5 separate regions of the Homo sapiens genome follow, and all the other regions are linked to region 2. A link is a contact called in ENCODE Hi-C or POLR2A ChIA-PET data. All regions are on one chromosome and are shown on one strand. The core of a region is the stretch at or near the end of the contact, and the rest is flanking DNA. Distances in the headings are between cores, read along the strand shown. Region 1 has its middle 23 kb from the start of ACYP2. Region 2 holds the start of CIMIP6 (ciliary microtubule inner protein 6). Region 3 overlaps SPTBN1 (spectrin beta, non-erythrocytic 1). Region 4 overlaps SPTBN1 (spectrin beta, non-erythrocytic 1). Region 5 holds the start of ACYP2 (acylphosphatase 2).

What was found. A loop is a pair of places that touch in the nucleus more often than their neighbours do. ChIA-PET counts read pairs that join two places held with the same protein, here RNA polymerase II (POLR2A). Pooled maps may share reads with other maps.
Region 1: a loop to region 2 is called in a pooled map, with 2.5 times the contacts of the local background. The contact joins the enhancer-like site here to the promoter of CIMIP6 in region 2. A Hi-C loop is called at or near these places in 5 of 168 maps with a recorded cell type or tissue (B cell, Caco-2, HepG2 and 2 more), 2 of 37 single-sample maps with no recorded cell type and 8 of 50 pooled maps. POLR2A ChIA-PET finds 5 or more read pairs at or near these places in 3 of 52 experiments (PC-9, Panc1 and WTC11).
Region 3: a map of left ventricle myocardium inferior shows a loop between it and region 2 (2.6-fold over the local background). The contact joins the enhancer-like site here to the promoter of CIMIP6 in region 2. A Hi-C loop is called at or near these places in 6 of 168 maps with a recorded cell type or tissue (HCT116, HepG2, OCI-LY7 and 3 more), 11 of 37 single-sample maps with no recorded cell type and 7 of 50 pooled maps. POLR2A ChIA-PET finds 5 or more read pairs at or near these places in 2 of 52 experiments (H1 and OCI-LY7).
Region 4: a loop to region 2 is called in a map of IMR-90, with 2.8 times the contacts of the local background. The contact joins the enhancer-like site here to the promoter of CIMIP6 in region 2. A Hi-C loop is called at or near these places in 2 of 168 maps with a recorded cell type or tissue (IMR-90 and chondrocyte) and 7 of 50 pooled maps.
Region 5: a map of CD8-positive, alpha-beta T cell shows a loop between it and region 2 (22-fold over the local background). The contact joins the promoter of ACYP2 here to the promoter of CIMIP6 in region 2. A Hi-C loop is called at or near these places in 23 of 168 maps with a recorded cell type or tissue (B cell, CD4-positive, alpha-beta T cell, CD4-positive, alpha-beta memory T cell and 17 more), 11 of 37 single-sample maps with no recorded cell type and 30 of 50 pooled maps. POLR2A ChIA-PET finds 5 or more read pairs at or near these places in 6 of 52 experiments (HEK293, HEK293T, MCF 10A and 3 more).

What each region holds. Positions count from the first base shown.
Region 1 is chr2:54,091,387-54,094,559 of GRCh38, reverse strand. It overlaps a transcript of ACYP2 not described here. Among named protein-coding and RNA genes, the nearest start is that of ACYP2, 23 kb to the left of the region's middle. Within about 2 kb of position 1,444, at least 4 of the 41 ENCODE cell types and tissues checked have a DNase peak (open chromatin) inside an H3K27ac peak, as active enhancers do; they include B cell, where a contact is called at or near this core.
Region 2 is chr2:54,329,600-54,332,933 of GRCh38, reverse strand. It overlaps CIMIP6 (ciliary microtubule inner protein 6), which reads right to left and starts at 2,050. Exons shown (of 5, transcript NM_001100396.2): 1 at 1,933-2,050. The coding sequence starts at 1,958.
Region 3 is chr2:54,499,105-54,502,587 of GRCh38, reverse strand. All of the region lies in intron 1 of SPTBN1 (spectrin beta, non-erythrocytic 1), which reads right to left. It also overlaps the pseudogene C9orf85P1. Among named protein-coding and RNA genes, the nearest start is that of SPTBN1, 45 kb to the right of the region's middle. Within about 2 kb of position 1,839, at least 6 of the 41 ENCODE cell types and tissues checked have a DNase peak (open chromatin) inside an H3K27ac peak, as active enhancers do; they include left ventricle myocardium inferior, where a contact is called at or near this core.
Region 4 is chr2:54,573,268-54,576,649 of GRCh38, reverse strand. The region is part of intron 2 of SPTBN1 (spectrin beta, non-erythrocytic 1); the gene reads right to left. Among named protein-coding and RNA genes, the nearest start is that of SPTBN1-AS1, 16 kb to the right of the region's middle. RefSeq lists silencers at 1,863-1,922, 1,993-2,152. Within about 2 kb of position 2,054, at least 22 of the 41 ENCODE cell types and tissues checked have a DNase peak (open chromatin) inside an H3K27ac peak, as active enhancers do; they include IMR-90, where a contact is called at or near this core.
Region 5 is chr2:54,114,258-54,117,583 of GRCh38, reverse strand. ACYP2 (acylphosphatase 2) reads right to left here and starts at 1,969. Exons shown (of 4, transcript NM_138448.4): 1 at 1,828-1,969. The coding sequence starts at 1,885. RefSeq lists silencers at 1,521-1,580, 2,071-2,140.

The DNA of each region.
Region 1 (3,173 bases), core at 195-2,694, 240 kb after region 2:
TCTCAAACACACACACACACACACACAACTGGGCCGGGCATGGTGGCTCACACCTGTAATCCCAGCACTTTGGGAGGCCGAGGTGGGTAGATCACCTGAGGTCAGGAGTTCGAGACCAGCCTGGCAAACATGTGAAACCCCGTCTCTACTAAAAATACAAAAAAATTAGCTAGGCATGGTGGCACATGCCTCTAATCCAAGCTATTTGGTAGGCTGAGGCAGGAGAATTGCTTGAACCTGGGAGGCGAAGTTTGCAGTGAGCCGAGATGGCACCACTGCACTCCAGCCTGGGCAACAGAGTAAGACTCTGTCTCAAAAAAAAAAAAAAAATTTTTTTTCTCCCCACCATGTCTTCTTCTCTGCCTACCAAAATCTTCCTTTCTTTTGCAAGCCAACCATGAGTGATCCTGCCTTCATGAGGCCTTTTTCATCCACAGCCAGAATTAACCACTTTTTTGTAGTTTTTGTACATTGCCAGTATCTCTAACATGTACTTCATTCTCCTAAGTAGGACAGCTCTTCATAGCTTTACTAAGCATTTTACTTTTCATTATTTTATTTACACTTCACAATGATACTGAGTGGGTTTGTTTGTTTGTTTGTTTGTTTGTTTGTTTTTTGAGACAGAGTCTCGTTCTGTCACCCAGGCTGGAGTGCACTGGCATGATCTCAGCTCACTGCAAGCTCTGCCTCCCAGGTTCATGTCATTCTCCTGCCTCAGCCTCCGGAGTAGCTGGGACTACAGGCGCCCACGACCACGCCCGGCTAATTTTTTGTATTTTTAGTAGAGACGGGTTTTCACCGTGTTAGCCAGGATGGTCTTGATCTCCTGACCTCGTGATCCACCCGCCTCGGCCTCCCGAAGTGCTGGAATTACAGGCGTGAGCCACCACGCCCGGCCAAGTGGTTTTTATTTAATATCATTGTTATTCCCACTTGACAGATGAGAAAACTAAGTCTCTAAAAGAGGAAGTGACCTGTACCCAGACACAGAAACAGCACCTGAATTCTAGGCCACATCCTCTGAATCAAACATTATTACTTCTCTCTGCCTCACTCACTACCTCTTTATCATTAGTTGTTTCCAAAAGTCTTGTTTTAATGTTAAAATTAGATTTGAGTCAAAGTACTATTTGCATACGATATTAATTTCGGTAGTTGAGAAAATCTTAGAAGGAAAAGCAAATCTCCCACCTAATCAATCTGCAGTCACATTTTGCAGAGACAATATTCTTTTCAATATTTCTACTTTTAGTTCTTCCGGCAGTTGTCTGTGTAACTCTAGAGAATATGCTTACACCTTTACATATTGATTTTTATCACCCTTAGATATTATCTGCTGACTTCCTCCTGTGAAGGGGGAGGACTTAGCTCATTTGCATTGCCCTAATGTCTTAGGTTAGGTTCCCTGGGAAACTGACTCTCAGGCAGAGACTTACATGTAGGAGGCACACAACTCTGGAGCAGTGAAGGCAGCAGAATTGAGCTGCAGGAGGAGTTTACCTGCTGTGCAGTCGACAATAGAAGCCTCAGCCCAACCAGTGGGAGCTCAGAGCTCACTTCAGAGTTGTCTACTCTGAACGATTGTACCCCACCATCAATGGGTCGTTGGATGCAGCCTGGGGCACATAAACTTAGAAAGCCAACTCTCTTTGGCTGAGGACAATTCTAAAAGAACTCAAGGTAGGTTGTCAAGCAGCCAGTACTTCTGGCAGCCAGAGAATGAACATCATGGTCCTAAAGTGGGGATCTGAGCAGAGCACCATGGCATGCATCACTGTACACCCTCTATGTCACTGGAACCCACCTGCTTCTATAGTAAGTTCACCCCATTTGAAATTAGCTACCCTGGATTTCTGGTTGGTTCCATTAGGAGAACCTTACTAGAATGTCAGGGGGCCAAGTTACAGTCTTTCCCTCTGTAGCTGCTCTCAAAGCCACTTCTGAGACACTCCATTTCCCTCTTCCACTACCAATTCTAGATTCCCCTCACCCTCACCTAGCACCTATGCTGCTCTAGATGGCTTAACTGGTGGATGATTCCATTCCTCATCCCTGATAAATCTTAGCCCTTTGTCACCCAACCCTGTTCCAAGGCTGATTATAGGATAACATAGGTTGGCTACATTGTTCACTTACCATCACAACTGGGCAGGAGAGAAAGAAGAGCTGCTCCTACGGATCAGCGGAGTGTCAAATATATTCTTCTCTGTCCCACCATGAAGCAGAAATCCCAACTTCTCCTGATTATCAGGATCCATTTTTCCTGCTGAAATGTGGTTCCTGTCCCTATTCTTCCCTCTTTCATAACCCACTTGTAAATGAAAGTGCCTATAAGACAGCTCTATTCCATTGTTCCCCAGCACTGCAAATTCAACATCTTCAAAACTGAACTGACATTTTTTTCCCTTCCTTAAACTGCTCTTTCTTCTTCAACCATCCAGTACCTCTGCTGGAAACCTGGTTCATCTTTGGGTCCTCCAACTCCCTCACCCTCTATAGCTGCCTTATAGCTCTGTAAAGTCTCCCTCCTAAATGGCTTTTAAATCAGCCTCACTCTCTTTCCCCACAGTTGCTGCCCTTGTCTGGGCACCCCTCCTTTCTCACACGGACTATTACAAACACTTTCTTTCTCCAGTCTTGCTCGTACTCCTCCCACCAGCATCTCTGAGGTATAAAAATGAGAAACAAAGAGACCTGGAACTAGAAATGTCTCTATCTAGAGCGACATTTAAAATCAAGAGAGTTGGCTGGGGTTAGTGGCTGACGCTTGTAATCCCCGCACTTTGGGAGGCCGAGACGGGTGGATCACTTGACATCAGGAGTTCGAGACCAGCCCGACCAACATGGCAAAACCGCATCTCTACCAAAAACACACAAATTAGCCGGGCATGGTGGCACACAACTGTAGTCCTAGCTACTCAGGAGGCTGATGCAGAAAAATTGTTTGAACCCAGGAGATGGAGGTTGCAGTGAGCCGAGATCGTGCCACCACTCCAGCCTGGGTGACAGAGTGAGACTCTGTCTCAATAAATAAATAAATAAATAAATAAATAAATAAATAAATAAAATCAAGAGAGTGAGATGTGCTCTAAGAGGGACTTGAAGAGAAAAGAGATAAGGGCATCTGCAGAGGCCATTAAAGAAAAAAATAGCCCTTTTGTTATTTACCT
Region 2 (3,334 bases), core at 801-3,300:
AAGGATTTGGAAAAACTGATTACTGGTAAAGTGTAAAAAACTTCTAAACCTTTTTCTATTACCTTTCCAGAGATACAATTATTTATTTAAAGGTAGAGTCTTTGGGGTCAATTAATTTATTATTGTAGGCTTCTGGCATCAGTTTTTTCCACCTGTTTCTCATAGTTATCACCCAACAATATACACTTGTAGTGATCAAGTCCTTGAAGAAAAGGACTGGGGCTATTTGTTATATAGTTAAATTCATTTGATTAAGCACTTGTGGTATGAATGCCTACGGGTTGATAAATAAGTGTGAAATATATGACTCGAGCAATCTCTTGCCAGAAGAAAAGCACAGATAAAAACACTGATGGGCTCTGAAGTGAGTCAGACAGGGACTGGAATCCCAGTTCTGCCATATCTGAGCCTTTGTCTCATTTGCATGATAGGAACAATACCTATTGTAAGAGATATGAGAATAACATTGAATAATTCATTGTTTCAACAGATATTTATTGAGTTGCGTGCCAGGTGCTGTTGGAGGCACTGATGATAAAGCAGTGACAAAACAAAAATTCCTGCCCTCATAGAGCTTACACTCTAATGGGGAAAGGCGGATGAAAAAGTAAATTATATAGTCTGTTAAGTGCTAAGGACAATAATAAAATAGAGAATGGGAAAAGGGAGTGTATGTATGTAGGAGGTAGGTTTGCATTTTCAGGTAGGGTGGAGGCTGCATTGTGAAGGTGGCAAATGAAAAAAGAGGGGAAGAGAGAGCTAAGTGCATATTTGTGGGAAAAGCATTCTAGCAGAGTGAACTGTAACTGCCAAAGCTTCCCAGCAGAAGTGTAACCATCCTTAGCGCACTGCTTCTAAAAGTATGGGCACTGGAGTAGCAGCATTGGCATCAATTGTGACCTTGTTAGAAATACAAATTTATGGGGCCCATTTCCTTTATGTACCTAGTTTTTTGTTTACTTGTTTTTAGAAAGCACTGCAAACTCAGAATCTCTGGGGCTGGTTCCCAGGAACGTGTTTTAACCAGCTGTTTCGCTGATTCTTATGCACGTTCAAGTGTGAGAACCATTGTTCCAGGGACAAAAATACAGGCTTTGGAAGAGGGTATCCCTGGCTCCACATCATTCCTAACTAGCTGTATGTACTACCTTGATTAATAGTCTCAATTTAAGGTACATCAGAATCACCTGGATGCCTTGGTTGAAGCCAGATTATTGAGCCCCAGCCATAGAGTTTCTGATTCTGTGTGTCTCGGGGGTGGGAAGTCCCCAAAATTTGCATTCCTAACAACCAGGTGCTGCTGATGCTGGTCTTTATCACTGCAGATGATAGCAGAAAGGCCTGTTTGCTGTAGCAGAGTCCTGTCAGAGGGAGGCAAGAAACGGTAAGGGGCGTGTTGTGTAGACTCCATAGGCCATTGGAGGTGCCTTGGCTTTTACTCTACGATGTCGGATGGAGAACGGCGATCTAACCTGGGCTGTAAACGGATAGCTCTGACTGCTGTGTCGAGGAGGCTGCAGAGGGGTAAGGGAAAAGCAAAGCCACCAACTGGAGGGCTGTTGCAGCATCCCGGCAAGAGAAGCTGGTACTTGGGACTGGGTGGGCACAGTACTGAAAGTGATGAGCAGTGGTAGATTCTGGATAATTTTAAAGGTAAAGACTACAGAATCTGCTAATAATTGTGAGAAGGAGTGGATGACTTCAAGAATTTTAGATCCGGTAATGCAAGTCAAGTCCCTGACACACAGTATGTGCTCAGTAAACGGTGCGTTTTAAAAATTATTGTTGTAAGCGCTCAGCCAACTGGAAATTAGAGAAGCAAGGGGGCTGTCTGAGCTTGGCCTGGACTGTCCATGCTGGATCCCGGCCTCCCCCTGAAGGAGGAAAATAGTTTTTGGAAAGGGAAATAAGACACCAAACCCCAGCACTTACTGATGCTTATCTTCCTTTTCCTCCATGGGCCTCTACGGCACCAGGCAGCGAGGAGCCTCCTGGGAAGAACAGGGACGCAGCCCTGCCAGGAAAAGGGTGCGCAAAGCGCGGCGACTGTGACTCGCGCGTTGCTAAGCGACGGGCGCTAGTCCTCGGAAAGGGGCGTGGGGGGAAACTCCTGGAGTGCGCAGGCGCAGTTAAGCCGGGTTGGTGCTGGACTGTTGCTCACTGTGCGCGACTGCGCGGCGAGGAGGGCGGGGGTGCCTGGCCGCGTCTCTAGGCGTGTGGGCTCGACGCCCTGCGTTTGAACTTGCCCTTCCCATTGTAGGGCCAGGAGGGGTGTTTATCAGGACTGATTTGGTCCTTGAGGATAGGGGAAGGGCTGTTTCCGGAGCTGCGGGGCAGCGCTGCTGCCGTCTCCGCCGTGCCCGCCCTCCGGAGCCCGGCAGGTCGTCGTCAAAGCGCTGCCACGGGTCGCCCAAGCTGGCTGCAAAAGTGCGGGCCGGCGGGAAGGATACTTGTTTTCCCTTGTATTGTTAACAATACTGTGCGAGTCGTGATTGGTTGCTCCTGAGCTGCCTAGCCTTTACTCCAGAAAGCTTGGTTGTCACTGTTTTCCACCATTTCTGACAAAACCTTCCCCGGCTGGGCTGCCAGGATTAAAATAGAGCAAGGGAACACTCATCTCCTGCAAATGAGGCTCCCTGCTGTGTGTCATCTGTTGCAGCCTGAGCGGGGTTCAGAATAGGGTAGCTTAGGCAGCGGGTTGGGGCTTGTATGTGTAGCACTTACCCAAAAAGAGCAAGCTCCTGGGAAAAGCCGTTGCTGACTTGCATCCACCTTCTGGCCCTGGAATTTCTTACTTCATTTCACCATTGCCTCCCAATTTCCACTACCAGAGCCAAAAGTCTTTGGCATCTGTCATAGTAACTCACGCATTTCCCTGGATAACGGAAAAAGAAAAGTCCAGAGTTGAATTCTGCCTTATATCAGGCTATGCATACGTATATGTTTGGAATCCAGAGTCAGTGTTCGTGTGTGTGTTTACATTCACCTTGGAGAGTGATGGGAGAGCAGAGGTTGGTCCTAGGACTCATTTTATGTATGTGACCTGAAATCCTATCAGGAAGAAGAATATATGTGTAGATTTGACACCTAGTGACCTAAATACCTGAGTGTGGACTTCGTTGTTAAAGACTGGAGTGTGTGTGAATGTGTCATTGTGTGTGTGTGTGTTTGGTGAGTAAGGAGTGGATGAGTAAATAAATATGGGGCAAGTGGGTTGAAAACCAGAAAGCAGGGGGAACTAATAGCAATTGAGCTTCCACTAGGGGACCAGGCATTTGTTAGGCATTGTATTAAACACCACCTGCTTATCTGGTCTTATCCTAACCATCACACT
Region 3 (3,483 bases), core at 590-3,089, 170 kb before region 2:
GAACCTTGCAGGAAAAGTAGGCAGGGAGCTGTCACCCATGCACACACAGCCCCACTTCAAAGTGTATTCTCTGAAGTGAATATTTATTTCTCTTCTCTAAATGGCAGAAGGTATCTTCCTCTGTTGCCGGAAATAGACAATTATGTCAGGAGCAGCCATCCCTGATGTAAACCAACCCTTCACAGAGGGCTGGGTTGGGGGGCGTGCAGGTAAAGTGCAACCACTCTGACAGCCTGCCATCCCCACAGCACTAAATTGATGCCAGCTGCCCACTACAGGCTACGTTCCTGAGGTCCTGTGACAGGCTCCTGAGAAGACTAACAAACCTTCCCATCAGCTTCCAGATGAGAGCAAGGGTGAGGCCTTTGGGGCTAGAAAGCAGAAACTCGCCAGCTCCCCGATCAGAACCACAGTCTCACTATTGGCAGGGGTAGGGTGTCATTTCAAAGGCCAGTGTGTTTGGGGAAAGGAATGAGTGAATTATTTGACTGACATCCTGAAAAGAAAAATACACATACTCTCTCTCTCAGAGTTTAGCATTTGGAGAGTGATGCTGTCAGGACAGGTCTGGAAATGAACCAAAGCTCCTTAATCTAGTCTTGCTTTAGCGCAAATATTCCAGAAGATGCTAATGATCACCTCCCAACACAAATTTTCAGGGAGCTGCAAATACTTACCAAAACGTGATCGAGCTTTTCTCACGAAGTCTCTATACACACTAGTTGCTCCATATTCTAGCTCCCACTTCTCACAACTCCCCAGTCCCCCACCTTTGCACTGTCCTCTCCCCAGAGAGGCTCCATCCCCAGGCAGGGGTGGTAACTCTCCGGTGCAGTGCCCAGTGCCAGCAAAGGGCATCCAGGTACCACCTCCCATCAACCTGACCCGCCATGTCAAGGAGCACTGAGCAGAAAGGTGAGCAAGTAACGAGACAAAGCCTCCAAAACACGAAGAGGTGGAACTGACCAATTCAGAATCCACCAAGTCCATCTCCTCTTTCTGGATGCCACAAACCTACACCTGGCTGTCCAGCCAGGTTAGCATTTAATTGCTTTAAATTACCCTTAATGGATATACACAGCATTAGAAATGATCAGTTATCCCTAACACTGTACCTAAATAATGTGTAGTGTTCCCTAAAAGGGAGAAGGAAGGTTTCTACAATATGCAGAAGTGACCAGCTATTCAAGAAGCTCCTTTGTAATATATAGCAACTGGTCTGGTATTTGTCAGTCTTAGTTAGCTAATTACAAACCTATTTCTTTCTAAAGGAATAAAAAAGAAAAAAAAAGAGCCAAAGAGCCAAAAAGCCCCAGAGGCAGTTTATCATGCCTCTGGTAGCTCATGTGGGATAAGGAAGGGCAATTTCTACTCGGGTAAAGGGGACAGGAAGATGAGGACTCTTTGCTTCCTCCTCACTGGGGACCCCAGAGTCCTGCTCTCTGCAGCTGCCTAGCCTGACTGTTGACAGGACAGTCCACGAGCCCCGAGAGAAGATCACGAGAGATCTGTAATCAGAGAATCTGACATCCCTTCCAGAAATCAGCCATTCCTTATTTGGGTCAGTCCCAGCAGAGGACTTTGGACAAGTCATCTAGCTGCTCAGGGCCTCAATTTCCTCGTCTATAAAGAGAGGACTGGAAAGGAACACTGTTCTTGGCTGCACATCACTGTCACCTGTGGAGATACTGTGATTTAATTATGCTGGCTCAGGTATGAGTGAGCATCAAGATCTTTAAAATGCGCAGCCAGCCAGGCACAGTGACTCACACCTATAATCCCAACACTTTGGGAAGCCAAGGCAGGCAGATCCCTTGAGGCTAGGAGTTTGAGACCACCTTGGGCAACATGGCAAAATCCCATCTATACAAAAATTAGCTAGGCGTGGTGGCATGCATCTGTAGTCCCAGCTACTACAGGAGGCTGAGGTGGGTGGATCCCTTGAGCCTGGGAGGCAGAGGTTACAGTGAGCCATGATTGCGCCACTGCACTCCAGCCTGGGCAACAGAGCCAGACCCTGTCTCAAAACAAAACAAAACAAAAAATAAAATATCCAGCCAAGGATTGAGAGCTACTAATCAGCTAGAGCTCTTTCTAGCTTAAACAAAAAACTTTAGAAACCTCAAATACCAATAAAACCATCAGCAGACACACCCCACCCCTCCTTAACACAGTGGATCGAGATGAAAAAAAAACAGAACAAATCTCTCAAAGAAAGGGACATCTCCAGCAGCCTGGTCCTGGGAACACCTGAGGCCCACTGAGTCTTCAGCCTATCCAAGTGATCTAGAAGTTTCCATTCATCTCTAAAATTTTGTTGTATTTGAGATTTAGATTTTCTGTTTTCTGTTGCCTGAAACATGAGTCTTACAATAAAATGTCTCAAACATAAATTTTGTGATTATTTAAAATAAGCCATCACCTAACAAACGTGACTACTTGCCATTTTTCTTTCAAAGAATGAAAAACCGCCTAAAACATTTGTTCATTCTCTCACTTTTAGTAGATTACAGATCACAGAAAAACACAAAACAAATCCTAAGAAATGAACAATTAACATTACAAACGTAAAAAGAATTATAATTCCAAGATGCCAAAAATACTGATTACATTTCAATTACCATTTGCGCCTTCATCTGGAAAACACATCCTCCATTGGAAAGTACCCAGCATAACAGCTGCAATGCTTTTTCAACTTTAACAAACACTGGAAAAGTTAGCCAAAACTCTGTGTTGGCTGACATCCAGGGTTTTATTATTATGTACTATTAGTTCATAGTGAGAAACATGGGCTAAAGGAAGGGGGAAAGCAAAGTAATAACAGGGGCTTCATAATCATGTGCAGATGTGAAGGTTTCTGAAGCTTTATCTACCAGAAAATGCCTTCCATATTACTTCTATTACCTGTATCCTTTATTAATTAGATAATTACAAATGTTGTGTTTTTAGGACATTATTTAGAGACTTAACTGTGAAACGGTTTTTCTTATGTCAGTGGCTGGGCTGTGCTGACATTTTAATATTTTTCACATGTAAAGCAACCTGGTGGATTCTCTCCCCTTGGCTCCACGTTTTAGCAAGTGCTGAAAGCAAATCAACACGCAAACAACCAGTCACCTTCCTCCATTATGTCCATTTCTTGTCAAATCAGTTATGGTTCAAAAGCCTCTCACTTTTAGTACTACATGAATGTTGGGGCTGAAATATTTATTTTTTAAGGCTTACACAAACTGCATCGGGTGGTATGGTCTAAGCACAGACTTTTCAATCTCATGAACCAGCAAAGTTTAAACAAACAAAAAAAATGGAGGAAGCAACATTAGTTTCCAACTTTTCCTTAAATAAGGAGAAAAAAATTAAAACAAATACAAAAAAACTACTAATATTGCCACTATTGAGTCAAAATAGGCCAAGAATTATCACTGTCATCTGAGAACAGATCGATCCCTTCCAGAAGTGGGCAAATGTTAACCCTACCTGAAG
Region 4 (3,382 bases), core at 805-3,304, 240 kb before region 2:
TGCCTTCTTCCACGGCACTTATTCTTGGCTAATTAAGAGGTACATGCTACTCCATTCTCACAGCCAGGCAGCTGTGGCGCATCAACTAGAGCGTATAAGCAACGGCCTTCCAGGATTTGTCAGTTGAGTTTTGAGTACAAGTTCTAGAAAGTACTACTTCTTCAAAGTATAGAGTAAAAAAAAAATTGAAGTAACAGAGCCAACAGCTGTTTTCCTGGACCTACACATACCTGACATCAACGTTCCAGCTTTAAGTTATTAATTAGGCCAAAGCAATAGCAGAAAGAAGAGCTGAAGGCCGGGCGCGGTGGCTCACACCTGTAATCCCAACACTTTGGGAGGCCGAGGTGGGTGGATCACCTGAGGTTAGGAGTTTAAGACTAGCCTGGCCAACATGGTAAAACCCTGTCTCTACTAAAATACAAACATTAGCCGGGAGTGGTGGCAGGCACCCGTAATCCCAGCTACTGGGGAGGCTGAGGCAGGAGAAACGCTTGAACCCAGGAGGCAGAGGTTGCAGTGAGCCGAGATCGCACCATTGCACTCCAGCCTGGGAGACACAGCCAGACTGTCTCTCAAAAAAAAAAAAAAAAAGCTGGATCTGAGTGACAAAAGGAAAAAAACACAGACCATTACCATCATCCACCTCTCTCCCTATCCCTGCTACCATAACCTAAACTGTACCAAAGTCTGGGCCCTGCTTTAACCACTCATCCAACCATGTTTCTCGTACTACAGGTTAATTCCTGTCTCAGGAGAAAAGACCAGGTTCCCATGACTGCCTAGGCAGAGGCATGTTGAGACCCAGCCTCTCAAATGTCTGTACACATTTCTCCTCTCCTTTTGGTTGAGAAGTTTGTGGACAGATTCAAAGGAGTTCCCGATACATCGAAACTGAGCCTTCACGCCACTGAGTCACTGCTTAATTGCATCATAACAGATGTTCAGCTGCAGGTATTTCATCCAGCAGCTAAAAATCCAGAGCCTTTGCAATTGCTACCAGTGGGTCTACATCCACGTCTCTGTGTACAAAAGAATCCTGATATGTCAACGCTCAATATCACCTGAATTTAAGCTATGGCTCAAGTTAAATGCCCTTAGGCAATTTTACCTTAGTTACTTTTACCAAATACCGTATCCACAAGTGGGTGGACGTCAGTTTTGTCCTTCGAGATATGCAGATGCATTACTCATCCCTCCAATGTTACGCTCTTGCAACATCAATGATAAGCAAATTAGCAGACTGTTATCTTTTTAATGGAAGAATTTACTCATCAATAGCAAAAGCTTTATCAGAAATTGACATTATTGAATCCTCTGGAGTTGCAGAAAAGAAAATAAAAAGAAATTGATATTGGGAAAACCTGACTGGTTTCTTTCAGCTGTGTATTGTATTGCTAGGTTAGGTGTGACACTTAACACCTGTGAATGTGGCTGAATCTCCAAGAATGATCAAATACACAACGCTCTGGATTTAAAACAAAACAAAAAAAACCTCAAAATCTACCCATGTGCTGATGGATGTATACACTATGCCTTCCTACGTGTCTCCACCTATTTAGACGAAGCACACGCCTTGAATTCACAGAAATGTTGAAAACGGCCCCCTCTTGCTGCAGAAGTTCACCATCACCCATTTTCTTACTTGCTGGCTAAATGAGGCTGCCACCTCAAGTCATCTTTCTGGTCCTCAGGTTCCTCAATCCACAAAGCAGTTATGATACCACCTAGCACACAGGGTGACTGAAGGGATAAATAATATGTTCATGAAGGTACCTGGTTTATGCCTGGTTCATGCTGGAAAGCCCCCACACACTTTTTCAAAAAGTCATGTTTGATGCAGGAGAAAGAAGTCAGTGGTTTAACTAACTACATCACAGGCATCAGTAGACACATGAGCAAAGTGGTGGAAGGGTGTGACCTGCAATTCCAAACCAGACTGCACTGATCGAGCTCTCATGGGATCACTGATTCCCCACGTGCCTGACATGAGCATGACCCATTCTAAACACAGGCCTGCACCCTGTGACTCAAGTGCTGCAGCTTATCAGCAACTGATGGGCTTTCTGACCCTGGGTGAGAAGACCTGACCTCCAAAGGCAGGAGGAAGGAAACCACATGATAAAAATCATCACTCTGAGGGGAGGATGCTTTCTGCGCAGCTAGGGCTAAGGAAGTTGTTTCAAAACAGACTCAAGAAACGTGTAGGCTGCTGCTAGGAGACTTGGGTCCAACTGCTCCCTCCAGATCCTGCCACACCTAAATGATCCCAAGAAGATAACTATCTCGGAGAAGCAGTGTGAGGTAATGGTTTAATGCTAGGGCGTGGTCAACAGCCAGGTGCAAAGGCCGGCTCCGCCACACTAATAACTGTATGGCATTCTCTCCAAGCCTTGCTTTCCTCATCTGTAAACAGAGATAACGCCTGACCCTATCTCTAGCATTCTTCTGATTGTGAAATTAGATAATGTATGTCATAAATAGCACAGTCTGGTACATAAGTGTCCAATAAATGTTGGCTATTGTTACTGGAAAGGTGTCTGTTTCCTTCATTAGACCAGTTGAGGGGACCTGAGAACAAAGACAACCCCAACATTTGTGTCCCCCCACAAAAATTTCTTAGATTTAATTATGAGTTTGTATTTTCCATACGGGGTTCATGCACATTATTCTAACTGATTCTCACAGCAACCCCAGAGGAGAAGGGAGGGCTGGTGTTCTGTTTTGCAGGTGTACAAAGCACCCCCCTCCCATAAATACATCCATTCAAATCCCATTAGAAAAACAGGATCCGTTTTCCTGTCTCTTGACTTGTTTGTGAGCTTCCTGAGGGCAGAGATAGAAATTACACCCCTGTGGCCCTAGTGCCTGAGCAAAGAGCCGCAGGCAGAGGCCCTCCATAAGGCTGAATATTAAAAAGGGGTTGAGTCATACTAAGAATCATAATTATTCTAATGACCATGTCTCCTAGTAGTCCAAAAGGAGTTCTGTTTCTAACGCAGAAAACCTTAGCAAATGAGTTACACTGTGAATTCCCGCTGAGGGAGGAGGAACAAAGACAGAGGATCCCAAATCAACTGCTGAATCACCGAGTCAGGGGTCCCCAACCCCCAGGTCACAGACCGGTATTGGTCCTGGCCCGTGACCTATTAGGAACCGGCCACACAGCAGGAGGTGAGTGGTGGATGGGAAGCATTACTGCCTGAGCTCTGCCTCCTGTCAGATCAGCAGCAGCATTCTCACAGGAGCCAAACCCTATCATGAACTGTGCATGCAAAGGATCTAGGTTACCACTCCTTAATAAGAATCTAATGCCTGATGATCTGAGGTGGAAGAGTTTCATCACGAAACCAACTCCCCATTTCCTCCACCCTATCTGTGG
Region 5 (3,326 bases), core at 720-3,219, 220 kb after region 2:
AGTGGCTCACGCCTGTAATCCCATCACTTTGGGAGGCGAAGTGCAGGAGGATCCCTTGAAGCCAGGATTTCGAGACTTGCCTGGGCAACAGAGACCCTTTCTCTACAAAAAAATTTTAAAAATTAGTCATGCATGGTGGCATGAGCCTGTAGTCCCAGCTGCTTAGAAGGCTGAGGCAGAAGATCACTTGAGCCCAGGAGTTCCAGGCTGCAGTGAGCTATGATTGTGCCATTGCACTTGCTCCAGTCTGGGTGACAGAGCAAGACTCCATCTCTTAAAAAAATAAAATTAAAAAAATAAACTTCTAACACAAATTTACCTTTAAATTTTAATAATGTTTATCATACTTTTTATATTTTCATCTAGTGTTCTAATAATAATTTCAATAATAACTCCATCCAGACAAAAAATTTAATACTTGGAGCTGTTGAATACAATGAGTTCTAAATTTCTCTTCAAAGAATCAGTATGTCAGTATGCTCGGTTCTTTGCGCTCTAAAGTCTAGCTTCCTCGTTCTCCTCGCCTCTAGTTTCAGTAAACAACCTTTTCCACCAGTTCTAATCAGTAGTTCACCTCTATTCCTCTGGTCACCTGCTCCATCCTGAGTCACCCCTGGTCACCTGCTCTGACCTGAATCATCCTGAGTCACCTGTTCTGTAACCACCCTTCCTGCCAAATTATTCACCCCGCCACTTGAGCTCGTACGCCTGCTCTTTAAAATAGCCAGTCGGAATTAGCTTAGACTGTGCGGTCCAACCCTAGCCAGTAGGGGAAAGACACAGCAGTAGAGGCTACCTGCATCAGGAATAAGAACCCCTTCCCCTCCCCTGTTCAGGTGTGCCGTTGCCATTGCTTCATCCGCGAGTCGCACCCTTCTATAGAGGTAAAATTGCCTTGCTGAGAAAATTCTTTGAGCGCTAGTTCTTCTTTTTGGCACCAAAGAACCAGCATTTGTTTCTAAGAGAGCCTTATTGTCAAAGGAAATTAAGAAAAAGCATTACACTTATTCATACATGTGCATATATGTACATATACATATTGCAGAAAAGTATGATAGGGTGAGCAAAAAAAAAAAAAAAACCCTCAAGCAAAACAATGGGGTAATTCGGTGGGAAAAGTGAAATGAAAATCAAATTCAAAGAGGAAAAGAAATGAGTAAAATTTCCCATTGTTGAAGAGTTTTATTTTAAATGAAGATGGTGGATGTTAAATCACTACCCTATTTATATTCCATTGCATAAATCTCAGAGTGACTTAATATTTTCATTTATAAATATCAATATTTTCAACAAGCCAGACATTACAAACTTGGCAACTACTTAAACTTAGGATGAAACAAAAATTAGATAACAATTTCATTCTTTTAAGAGCTACAAAGAGGTCTAAAAAAAGGTTTGACCTCTGAAAAATTAACCTTAAACCATCTAAGTGTCCTTCCTAAAACTCAAGTCAAGCCCAGGTAGCTTCAGTGGCAAGCAACGAGACCACTAGTTAAAAGACCCTCTTCTTTTCCTACCCAACTTCAACATTCCCCCGTGCCGCTTACTCCCGCACCCAGCAGCCGCCCACTTCTGGTCCTCAGCAGTCCCCTGACCCCTCCTCTCCCGCTCCCCCACTTCCCTCCCCATTCCCGTACTTCCGCCCGTCCAAGTCCTCGGGCGCATGCGCGTTTCGCCTCCCTCCCCGCCGCCGCTGCTGTGTCATGGCGGAGCGGAAGTCCCAGCCACAACGGGAAAAGGCATACTTTAGGTGGGAGGCGCTTCTCACAGCTTTCTCCCCTTCCTCCCATAACCTTTTTGATCTCCCACCGTAGAGGGGCCTCCTACCCTGCACTCTTCCGAACACCTCGTAGTCCACGGATTTGAGTGACTGGGCGGTAGACATGGCGGCGGCGAGCCCTCTGTTGAGGAGCCGGAGAGGGGCTCGGGGCGCAGCGACTGCGGCGGCTGCGAGAGGGAGGGGACACATGGGACTGCTTGGCGCACCCCGCGCCTGTCACCGGTCCCGGACGCTAGCGCGCCGGGGTCACGCGTCGGAAGCGGCAAATGAGACTGCGGGGCCTGGGAGCGAGGGCAGCCGGGGACGCCAGGAGGGAAGAGGCCGCTGGGCCCCAGGCATCCTAGGCCTCTCTTCCCGGACTGGGGAGGATGCTGTCTCCACAGCGCTCCCTACCATTTAATTGATCAAGGTACTCTGTTCTCAAAGTTAGTAAATAAAAGCCGGATGCTGTGCCCAAAAAAAGAGTGGCTTCCCCCAGCTTTATTAAAGTGTAATTGACAAATAAAAGTTGGGTATATTTGTGGTGTACAAGGTGATGTTTTGACATATGTATGCATTGTGAAATGATTACATCAATGAAATTAACGTATCCATTGCACCATTTTTTAATGAAGAGAACATTTAAGATCTACTCTCATCAATTTTTAAGGACACAATACATTTATCGCAGTCACCATGTTAGACAACAGATCTTCAGAACTTATTATTCACACTAACTGAAACTTTGTACCCTTTGACCAATATCTCCCCATTTCCAACCCCTTTCATCCCCCATCCCAGGTCCCCCACCCCACTCCATCCCAGCAAGATTGGCTTTTGAAATCAAGGGCCTGCGTGTTTAGTGTTTTGAGAGTTAGTAAATTATTTATGAAATGTTTAGGTGACTACCAAGCCAGCTTTTAAGATAAGGTCTGCAACATCTTGAGCTCTTCTGTACAGTCAGGAAGGAATTGAGCCTGAACTCGTATTCTAAACGGATTGTGATATTTTCTGGGATAAGAAACTTTTTAAAAATATGAAGTCTTTTATGCTAGTGGAAACAGACAAAAGAAAAACACTGTAGTCATCTTGTCTGCTGTTCATACAGTTTTTTTGGTGTGGGTTTGTTGCTGTTGTTTTGAGACGGAGTTTCGCTCTTGTCTCCCAGACTGGAGTGCAGTAGTGCAATCTCAGCTCACAGCAGCCTCCACCTCCCAGGTTCAAGAAATTGTCCTGCCTCAGCCTTCCAAGTAGCTGGGATTACAGGCATGCGCCACCTCACCCAGCTAATTTTTGTATTTTTAGTGGAGACGGGGTTTCACCATGTTGTCCAGGCTAGTCTCAAACTCCTGACCTCAGGTGATCCACCTGCCTCGGCCTCCCAAAGTGCTGGGATTACAGGTGTGAGCCACCACACCCGACCTTTTTTTTTTTTTTTTTTTTTGATTGTCTTGATTATTCTCAGCAACATCCCAATTGCCTAGAAGGTTAAGGCTGAATTTTATTTCCTGGTGAGCTATTACCAAGTTTTAATATAAAACCATCCACCACTCCAAAGGATCTGGAT